Regions from separate parts of the Homo sapiens genome. Here all the other regions are linked to region 1. A link is a contact called in ENCODE Hi-C or POLR2A ChIA-PET data. All regions are on one chromosome and are shown on one strand. The core of a region is the stretch at or near the end of the contact, and the rest is flanking DNA. Distances in the headings are between cores, read along the strand shown. Region 1 holds the start of GCLC (glutamate-cysteine ligase catalytic subunit). Region 2 has its middle 11 kb from the start of ELOVL5. Region 3 has its middle 37 kb from the start of KLHL31.

Region 1 (3,433 bases), core at 552-3,051:
AGTAACTGAATGGAATATCAGTTTTTAAATTTACATTTAAATTGATTAAATTAAAATGAAAATTTGGTTTCTCGGTCATGTTAGCCACATTTCAAATGTACATTGGCCAATGTGGCTGATGGCTGTCGTGTTGAACAATGCAGGTCTATGAGAATGTCAGATGACATTATGAGAATAACCCAATGATCCTTGGATGTCTTACCTACATGGGAAACACTGTTTCTCCCCCTCTCCCACTACCTGCTTTTCACGGAGAAGCTAACATTTATTAAGCACACACTCTATACCAAGCACTTTTCTAGAATTAAAGGTACAAAAGGCATAAGTCATCTGTGCCCCAGAGGAATTCACTATTTAGTGTGGAGCTATCTTTAAAATGACTCTATCATTAATGTACGAATGCAACCAAAACACAGAGAGGAATAACTGTGACTCAAGAGATGAACATGAGTGTGTCAGATGGAGAATTTCAAGCAGGAAAAACAACAGAGTGCCAGAACCATATACAGATCTGGTGAGGTTGGTGGGAGGGCAAAGGAGGTTGTTGAAAAGGCTGTGGAAAAATTAGAATGTGGTTTGATTTCTATCCCACCTGTGTGATGAGGATGGAAACATCTTCTCCTGAGCTTCAAACATCCCTACCACACACAGACACACACACACAGACACACAGACACACACACACACCATTGTGGAAATCCCAGCCAGACCTTGGGTATTCATGCCCCCAAGCCCTGTGAGGGGCACATCCAATATGAAGGCTGTGGGAGAAGAGAATCCTGCTATCATGTACTCACTCATTTAGCAATTAATAAGTGCTTACTAAATGTTAACTCTGTAGTGCGAGGGAAGAGGGTATGATAAATACACACTTTCTGGGTAGGTACATGTATGATCTAGTTGCCTTCACTTTTCCCCTGACAGGTCATTGCTCTGTCAACACATATTTATTAAACAATCACTTGGGGGCACGGTACCTCCTTCCTCTCCTTTCCCTCCGAGATAAGGCCAACTCTAGGTGTTCCCACTATCTTCAACCCCACCCCACGGTAGGCTCACAAGAACGTCATTTTGATCACTTAAGGGATGAATTTTAGGTTTAGATGGAGGATAAACTTTTGGAGATGGTTCCTCATATGGTCTGTCTGGAGACTTTTTGCAATAAATGGTGTCCGTGCCATCCAGAGAACATAGGTCACCAGTTAATCAAGACAGTAGGGAATAATGATTTACACATGTTGACAAATTGATTCCTCTTAATAACCAGGTCAATTTTTTGGCCAACACTATACACATGTACACTATGCACATAATTACGACATCTATAAAAGATAGAATTAATCTAATTTTATGCAGATATGGGAAGAACTCGTCCCAAGTCTCACAGTCAGTAAGTGATGGAGCCTAGAGTTGAACTGTTTCACTTCACTACCATGTTAATACTTTTCTCAACACATTCTGCCGCTCTCACTCTAAGTGTGAGGCCCTGTCCAACTAAAACATAATATGGTGAGTTCGTCATTGATTCAAATAATCAACTTTCTTCCCGAATCCCAAGTTTATCTCTTCTGATTAGGAAAAAAAATGCATTTTGATATGTCGCGTTTGCGTAAAGCGAGGCCGACCGCACGCCCCCTTCTCGCGAGCTGCTCCCCTCAACTGCGACCCAATCACCCTTGCACACGCCTCCTGAGCCCCCGCGGTTCCCACCGGGCTTCAGGCCACGCCTCCGCCGCTGCACCGCCTCCTCTCCCCGCCTTCGCCCGTAGTCTATAAAACCTGGAGCGCAGGATCGCGCCCAGGAGCGGCGAGCTAGCGGACGCAAAGACTGGGCATGCTCCGCGGCGGCGCAGGTTTTGGTCACAAGTAGGAAGAAGCCAGTGCACCAGACCGGCAAAGAGAAGCGGGAGCCGCCGCGGCAGCGCGGCCGTGGGGTCCGCCGCCGCCGCATCGGAGCGGGAGGAGGAGCAGCGGGGAGGGCGAGGCCGCCGGGCCGAGAGCCGTCCCGCCTGCTCTCGGTCTTCTGCCTTCGCCTCCGCGCGGTGCGTCGGACCCAGGGTCTGTCACCTGGGCGCCAGGGGCCGCCGCCGGGGAGCCGGAGCGGGCAGGACCCTCCCTCCGCCGACTGCGGCCCGAGAGCGCCCCCGCGGGGTGGAGCGGCAGCCGCCTTCTGCGGGCGGCTGAGTGTCCGTCTCGCGCCCGGAGCGGGCGACCGCCGTCAGCCCGGAGGAGGAGGAGGAGGAGGAGGGGGCGGCCATGGGGCTGCTGTCCCAGGGCTCGCCGCTGAGCTGGGAGGAAACCAAGCGCCATGCCGACCACGTGCGGCGGCACGGGATCCTCCAGTTCCTGCACATCTACCACGCCGTCAAGGACCGGCACAAGGACGTTCTCAAGTGGGGCGATGAGGTGAGCGCCCGCGGTCCCCGTCCCCGCCGGGCACCCGTGTCTGGCCGCCCGCGCTGCCTTTGTCTTGCCCTACGCCCCCGGCCCTATCGCGGTCCGCGTTCTCCACTGCGCCCGGGGGTCCTCGAGCGCCTCCCGGCCCCGGGAGCATCGTCCCTGCTTTCGCCTAGTCCGCGTCCAGGGCCATCCTCCTGACTAGACTCCTTTCTTGTTCATTCATTCTTTTGGGTTTTCCCCTTCATTCCATAAACACGGATTGGGCGCTGGGAGGGCGTGAGCATGAAAAAGTGACATTAGGTGCTGCGAGTCTTCAACCTAGTGTATCTGCAGACCGGCAACTACCATGATCCACCTTACAGGCTCAAAATTCGCTTTTGCGGTCAATATGAAAGAGATTTAAGTTTTCCTAGTAGGCCTGCTGCTTTTAGAAATCAGGTCTTCAGGATGTCCACTTCTGCCCTACCTCATGCAGGTGTCTTTTCCTTAAACCTCTCCAACTTCTCATCTTCCCTCCCCTCCAAAACACACACACTTCATAGCTATAAATTGAAACCAGTAAATTACGGCTCAGTTTCCTACATGGGGGAGGAACCTTCCCTTTCCTGTTTAATTCTAAGTGGGAATGCATTTAGAGTTTCAACATTAGGATTTGCTTGTGTCTTTCCATGGCCTAGGTCCAGCAACTAAACTTTACAAACCAGTGTTCTGCCTAGAGATGAAATGTCTCTAGATTCTCAGTAGGTTGAACCATTGTTTATTGGAATGATCTGGAATGCAGCAATGTTAAAACTGTTGATTTAGTGTCATCTGCCAAAACTTTTTGTGCCTTCCCTTTCTGTTTTTGAAAATTACGTGTGTATGCAGTACACATTAAATGACTTCTTGAGAAGTCCATCTCTGTTTTTGTTTTTAGCTTTTGCCTTAGATGGCTTGCCACCTGTGTAAATTGTTTATCTTTTGGCCAGTGTTGTTATCAATCTTGGCCTAAGTGCTGACGTGCTGTTACACCAGTGCAGAATATCTCCTTTCA
Region 2 (3,433 bases), core at 612-3,111, 190 kb after region 1:
GCCAAGGCGGGTGCATCACGAGGGCAGGAGTTTGAGACCATCCTGGCCAACATAGTGAAACCCCGTCTCTACTGAAAATACAAAAATTAGCATGGAGTGGTGGCGCGCGCCTGTAGTCCCAGCTGCTCGGGAGGCTGAGGCAGGAGAATCACTGGAACCTGGGAGGCGGAGGTTGCAGTGAGCTGGGATTGTACCACTGCACTCCAGCTTGGGTGACAGACCAAGACTTTCGTCCAAAAAAAAAAAAAAAAAAAAAAGAAAGAAAAGAAAAGAAAACCCTAACTTTCCACCCCGAAGTAACAAGAGGATCAGAGGCTACTCCCCTTGACATTTTCTGCCAGGCAGTTGGAAAATTGGGAGTTAGCAACAAATCAGACCGATTGCGGGTCCAGTCTTCCTTTGCAACTTTGTAATTTCACTCCAGCCTCTGAATGGTTGTCTACAACCAATCAGACTGATTGCGGGCTACCACTTCATTTACATGAGGTGAGCATGAAGTGGCCAAAGGGAAACAAACCTCTAGAGGGTATTTGAACCCAGGCAGATTCTGTATCCAGGTCCTTGAGCCTCTGCCCTGGTAGCTCCTACACTGTGGAGTGTACTTTCGTTTTCAATAAATCCCTGCTTTCGTTCTTTCGTTGCTTCATTCTTTCTTTGCTTTGCTGGGCCTTTTGTTCAATTCTTTGTTCAAAATGTCAAGAACCTGGACAATTGCAGTCACGACCGTCTACCGGTGAGAGGCCCACACTTTGTCACTTACAAACTATGTATGACCTTGGCCAGATGAATCTCAGCCTGTTTCAACATCTACAACTGGTGGTAATACCCATCTATTCCTACAGACTTGTTAAAAGGATTAAATGATAAGCAGAAATATCTACCAAGACTTTACAAGCAAGCCAAACTGCTTTCTGTGCTTTTTCTTGTTTTTTGTTTTTTTGGGGTTTGTTTTTTTTTTTTTTTTTTTTTTTTTTTATGGTGAGGCAGAGGGAGTAACCTTTGGCGTCAACAGAAAAGCCACTAGGTTTCCTCTTCTTTTCTTCCCTGGTGAGTGATACTTTTTGGAAGATATCTCAGAAGTTTTTTAAAAGCTCATTTATGAAATATAACAAGACACATTTTCAATATCATGGAACTTAGGAGGATACAAAAAGCAAATATAATTTTAATCACAACAGGAGGAGTCTTTTATTGTTTTACCCCCACTCTCGGGCATCCTGGACACGCATTAACAGTCTACAACGGAGGGCTCATTCACGATTATAAAAGACTGTGAAAGATGAGTAACGATTTAAGGCTTCTCTCCAGAGGCCCTTCCCCAGCTCCAGGTTTAGGCTGAACTGCCCACGGGGACCATTTTCTTGCTGCCTAATCTCCCCCTCTTCTCCCGCCCCACGCGGTTCCACCCACTCGCGCGTCTCGGGACTCTGATGAACGTCCTAAACTCCAGCCTGGACGCTCTGGGCTCTGGATCTGAAGGGCGTGGAAGCACCAGAAGTCAAGGCCGCCTTCCATTCTTCCCTCAAGGCCTCAACCACCCTCCGATCCCAAGGTTGCGTGGTCCGGGCCGCACAACCCTCCTCTCCCTAGCTCAGCGCCTCCTCCACCCCCACCCGATGTCCCCAGGAAGGGTCAGCGCGGGGACGAGGTCTGGTCATTGCCCGGGAATTACCCGGCCCGGGAGCGAGCTCAAGGCGGGGAGGGCGCGAGCGTGCTCCTCGCGAGGCCCCGCCCCATCGCCAGATGCGGCGCTGTTGGTGAGCGGTGATTGGTGGGTGCAGCCGCGGAATGAATGGGGTGACCGCCGCGGGGGAGCGGGGCGGGCCCGCCGAGGGCGCGGGGCGGGCGAAAGGAGCCGAGTGGCGCAGGGCTGGCGAGAGGAGCCGAGTGCCGCGGGGGTGGCGGCGGCACCGCCCTGAGCCACAGGCAGTTAACGGTGTCCACGCCGCGCGAGTGGAGGAGGGGGCCCCAGGCAGGCCCTGGTACCCGCGCCTGGCGCGAGTGTGCCCACCGCGTTCCGGGAACCCAGAAGTGATGGTGGCCCTCAAGGGCCTGCGGTCAAGACTGGGGGAAGGGGTTGCAAAGGGAAGCCACGCCCGCCCCTCAGGCCGGTGACAAAGGGCGTCCCCGCCTCTCTGGATCCCTCCCGGGTTCTCGGAGCGCGATGTGCCAAGAAGGCCCGGCTCCTTTGATTGGAATTCATGTCTGGACACCCAGTTTTTTTCTGTCCCTACACCAATACCCCTTTTTGACTCCATATTTTAGATTCAGTCACTCAGGCCAGGTGGCTCACACCCCTGATTCCAGCGCTTTGGGAGGCCAAGGAGGAGAATCGCTTGAGCCCAGGACTTCGAGGCTGCAGTGAGCGGCGATCGCGCCACTGCGCTCCAGCCTGGGCGACAGAGCGAGACCCTATCTCGAAAAACAGGAAGAAAAAAAAGTGTGCGCACACTTTATGCCCGGCACACCCCAGTAACAAGGTAGACTTGTTTCTGCCATCCTGAAGTGTAATAGGGAAGGTAGGAGGTAAAAATGAGTAAACAGAACAACTACAGATTGTGCTAAGTGCTGTGGACAAAGTAAAGTAGTGGCTGAGGAAGAGGAAGTAGAGGAGAAACTGATTTTAGCCAGGTATGGGAAAGACCTGTCGTTTTAAAACGATGACTTCTCAATTGAGACCTGGGAAGAGGAGAGGTGAGCAGTTTTAAGAAGAGGGTATACAGCCTTTGCAAAGGCCCTACTGCTACAATGCCCTTTCCTCATCCTCTTTGACATGTGGATTCCCACAGCACTTTTTTTGCACTTCCTAAGGCACATCGCTTTTTGCCATATATTGGTAAAAAGTTTTATCACCCCAATTCCTAGCACATACCAAGTTCCCAAAGAATAGTCAGTAAATATGTACTCAGCATCCACTGACTTCTAGATTTCTTGCTATGTGCGGAGGATAATTTAACAAGTGAATTCATTCATGAATGAATGTTTTCTGAAAAGTAATTCTGTCTTTTTATGCCTGTTCTATGCATCCACTGTGCCCCCCCTTTATCCCTACTCCGTGTGAATTTTTCTTAACCACAACACAATTTTCTGGGCTTTCAGACTTTCACAGTCTAGTTTCTCCTTGCTTGGCTGATCTAATAAACTAATTGGGTCTACTCATTAGTGAACGAAAGTTCAATGCGTTATCCTCCCCATATAATGTCTGTGTTTTGGTTTGTGTTATAGTAAGCTGCAATACCTTAATTCAAAATAATAAATGAAGTGAGAAATTGAGGCACTTGACTACCCCCGAGTTGAGAAAATGTTTACTGATATCTGGGGGAAGTGGGTTGAGGAATGAGGGTTCCTTACCAGTAAGTTCCCTAATCAGTGAAGCAGCAGCTTAATTTGTTTTCAAAGTCGCTTGCCTTGACCTCTTCTTTTTGAAATTGGG
Region 3 (3,433 bases), core at 679-3,178, 160 kb before region 1:
ACACACTTTTTAAATTTTAAGATACTGGGTCTCACTCTTCATCCAGGCTGAAGTGCAGTGGCATGATCATAGCTCGCTACAGCCTTGAACTCCTGGGTTCAAGGGATGCTCCTGCCTTAGCTTCTGGAGTAGCTGGGATTACAGGCATGCATCACCATACCCCGCTAATTTTTTTCTATTTTATTAGATACCAAGGTCTCGCTATATTTTTCAGGCTGGTCTTGAACTCCTGGGCTTAAGGGATCCTCCTGCCTCAGCCTCTTGAGTAGCTGGGATTATAGGCAAGACACTACTCAGCTAGTTTACATACTTCTATGTTATTTACATTTTAAAATTAAGCAGATTTTGTGACAAAGCATTTTAAAAGATGTGATGGATGTAATATGGGAGAATATACTTGTAAAATAAGGAAAAAGCAAAAGGTAAAACTATATACAGTATAATTACATCCATAATTATTAAATATCCTATGTAAGAATATACACTAAAAAAAATTAACTGATTCTTGACATGGTGCTAGGGGCTTCCACATATAATGTCAGTCCACTCAAATGGTACGTATTTGATTCTGCTGTTTGACTTACTTACTGCTCGTTTAGGTTATCTCCAATTTACTGAGAGAAGGGAAGATTGAAAGCCCACAGAAAAGATAGAAACTCCTAAGTAAGGCCTTAGGCTGTGAGCTCATGGATCAAGTCCAGGCTGGCATTATGCATTGGGCTAATGCTCAGTTTTTACCGTGGTAATACCAAGAGTCCCCGGGAGGTAAATGTCCCCAGAAGAGTTGGAAAAATTGAAGACTCCTGACACTATTTTAAAGGCCTGTGGTTTATTCTGAAAACTTAAAATTGTGTCTCTAAGGTACCGAGGACTTTGCTATATGTGTAATCTAGTGTTGAGAACACGCTATTGGTATTTCTCACCTTTGCTTCTAAGGCTTATTATGACGGGTTTACATTTACCCAATTCATGGCTGGGTGTCACCTTTAGAGATTAAATTAAATGCATACAATTGTCATGGCCTTTTGGTAAACATCACACCCCAAAACTTCTCCAAATTTTATGTTTCTATCCCACTTGATAACATACTTTCATTTTTGAATCCTCCAATCTCCTGCACCTCAAAATAGTCTATCAGGCAAACCATTTGTTCCCTTCAATTCTATTTTTAAAATGGCTTTCCTTTGGACAGGGCCATTAGAGCAGCTGCAAGAGCTGATGTTCGTTCATGCATGACAAAAAGTCCTCACATGTGAGGGACACCAAGGCCCTCCCTGAGCCACTCTGAATGCATCCCTAAGCTGGTGAGCCCTGCTGGTAGAGAGATGGAGGGTCCCCTCTCCACCAACTGGTGCCAGATTTAGAAATATTTACAATAAATTTGTGGGCATAAAAAAGGAAGAAGAATAATTTACAGCAGTTAATATTAAAAATTACCTTTTAATGACATATTATATGAGAATATTAAAGACTTAATAGAAGTGAAGAATTTGTTTATGCTTGTGTTAGATTTTAATTAAAAGGGATTCAAATATGGATCCCACTCTTAGGAAGTTGATAGGCTGAGGCACAGAGCAAGTGATACATGTTATGTGTAATACTTAATATTTTTGCATGCTATGTACTCTCACTCTACTAAGCACATTCATCTACTTTATCACATCCTTTTAACCACCCAATGACATAGGTTGCTGGGAAAACAAACAAGGACAGCAAGAATTGGTTACCAGTAGATTAAGTGACACTAAAAAATGTGAAATGTCATTTCATAATTTCCTAGTCCTAGGCTATGTGATCTAATTTTAAACACTAGTTAAAAGGAAGCTCAGGGCAAAGGAGGACGTGTACTCCCCTTGCTGGGTGTTTGGTAACCCAACCTGCACTTCTCTCTTGCCAGCAGCAGCCACAGCAGGCCGCCTGTGCCTCTGAAGTCTATCCACAAGATCCACGACTCTTCTGGGCACTTCCCCCAAATGGCCACAACCAGCAGTGCCAGTTTGAGTTTACAAGGTGAAGGACAGAGGTAAAGGCCGATCTGGAGTTAGGAAAGCAGCTAGTCACCAAAGCTTGCTTCAGAAGAGATCCAACGTTTGGCCCCACTTACAAGCCTATGGTAAGCAATTTTTTAGCCCCAGCTCCATGAAATGAACCATATTTCTTCTTCCCAGAGAGTAACTCAGGCATGGAGGATCTGGCTCACAATATTGTGACCTCAAATTATATTAAAATACATTAGACTCTTGAAGGGCTTTGGAGCAGTGATGCAGCCATCCATATGTCTCCTCATTTTGATGGTAGTGTTTAGATCTTGCCTCCTACATAAACTTGAGAAATAAATTAGGACCAGAGACCCTGCCTTAAGTCCTTGGTGCCTCCCCAAACACATGGCAGTGCTGGGACACAGTGCAAGTTCAATACAGCTTGGCTGAGTCAACCTTAATTGTTAATTCATCGTGGTGCATTCTAATGTTAAGACAGAATTAGAAGACATCCGTGTAGAGAATGTGTTCTATTTATTCTGCCTGGCAGGCAGAGAGTGAAAATTTCCTTTTACACTTTCCCTTCACACTTTCCCCTCCCCCAGAGCCTGCCATCTGTTCTGGAATATCAACATTCATGCAGGGTTACCCCTAGTGAGTCTTTTTAGACAATGTTTTGTCATGAACTATAAGTAGCAATGATCCAGAAGAGAGATTAAAGATGAATTTACTGATTCTCCTCCCTACCCCACCTGAGCAGTACAGTACAGAAATGCAACATTTAGTCATAAAGCTAAGAACCACCCCCAGCAAAGAAGTTCTTGTGAAAAAGTGCAGTATGTAAATTCATAATGCCAGCTTGCATCATTCTTTCAACTACCTGATGATCTTCACCCACCAACAGAATCCACATACATCATGCAGGAAGTGTTTACTGAGCAGCCTCTATGGGCAGGTATGGTGGGGAGCCACAGGATGAGTAAAACACTGACATCCTCCACAGACCTTACAAAAGGCATGGAAGATGAAACATATAATTACAATATAAGCAGGAAGTGATAAAGTGCAGAAAGAAAGATACACATGCAGTGGTATAGGAATTCTTGCAAGAGACCAATTCCTAAGTTTGGGAGCCAGGGAGGATATTTTCGAGGCATTGGAGCTAGGCCTTGAGCAATGGGTAGAATTTCATTATGTACAGTCAGGTCCTGGTAGGGAATAGCAGAAGCAGAAGCATGAAGGTAAGAAATTGCATGAATATTGGCAGGAAATAGTGAATGAGTTATCTGGTTTCCTCAGCATGAGGGTACATCAGGAGGAACAAGAGGAGATAAAGGTGAGACTCCTGTTAGATCAGGAGTCAGATTCTGTTCAATTACAGGCTATACATTTAGACATTATTCCATGGGCATCTTTGTGCACAGTAGTAACATTAGAGCTTTGTTTGAAGAAGT

The links. Hi-C counts contacts between places; a loop is a spot of excess contacts on that map. ChIA-PET counts read pairs that join two places held with the same protein, here RNA polymerase II (POLR2A). Pooled maps may share reads with other maps.
Region 2: a map of endothelial cell of umbilical vein shows a loop between it and region 1 (10-fold over the local background). The contact joins the enhancer-like site here to the promoter of GCLC in region 1. A Hi-C loop is called at or near these places in 6 of 168 maps with a recorded cell type or tissue (B cell, K562, ascending aorta and 3 more), 9 of 37 single-sample maps with no recorded cell type and 26 of 50 pooled maps. POLR2A ChIA-PET finds 5 or more read pairs at or near these places in 1 of 52 experiments (WTC11).
Region 3: a pooled map shows a loop between it and region 1 (3-fold over the local background). The contact joins the enhancer-like site here to the promoter of GCLC in region 1. A Hi-C loop is called at or near these places in 7 of 168 maps with a recorded cell type or tissue (A673, Calu3, HepG2 and 4 more), 14 of 37 single-sample maps with no recorded cell type and 14 of 50 pooled maps. POLR2A ChIA-PET finds 5 or more read pairs at or near these places in 5 of 52 experiments (CD4-positive, alpha-beta T cell, HEK293, PC-9 and 2 more).

Annotation. Positions count from the first base shown.
Region 1 is chr6:53,543,469-53,546,901 of GRCh38, reverse strand. It overlaps GCLC (glutamate-cysteine ligase catalytic subunit), which reads left to right and starts at 1,801. Exons shown (of 16, transcript NM_001498.4): 1 at 1,801-2,406. The coding sequence starts at 2,257. RefSeq lists a silencer at 1,828-2,257 and enhancers at 2,478-2,537, 2,376-3,117.
Region 2 is chr6:53,357,824-53,361,256 of GRCh38, reverse strand. No RefSeq gene overlaps it. Among named protein-coding and RNA genes, the nearest start is that of ELOVL5, 11 kb to the right of the region's middle. RefSeq lists enhancers at 878-1,385, 1,386-1,894 and a silencer at 1,646-2,005. Within about 2 kb of position 1,861, at least 38 of the 41 ENCODE cell types and tissues checked have a DNase peak (open chromatin) inside an H3K27ac peak, as active enhancers do; they include B cell, ascending aorta, endothelial cell of umbilical vein and 2 more, where a contact is called at or near this core.
Region 3 is chr6:53,701,031-53,704,463 of GRCh38, reverse strand. No RefSeq gene overlaps it. Among named protein-coding and RNA genes, the nearest start is that of KLHL31, 37 kb to the right of the region's middle. Within about 2 kb of position 1,928, at least 2 of the 41 ENCODE cell types and tissues checked have a DNase peak (open chromatin) inside an H3K27ac peak, as active enhancers do; they include gastrocnemius medialis, where a contact is called at or near this core.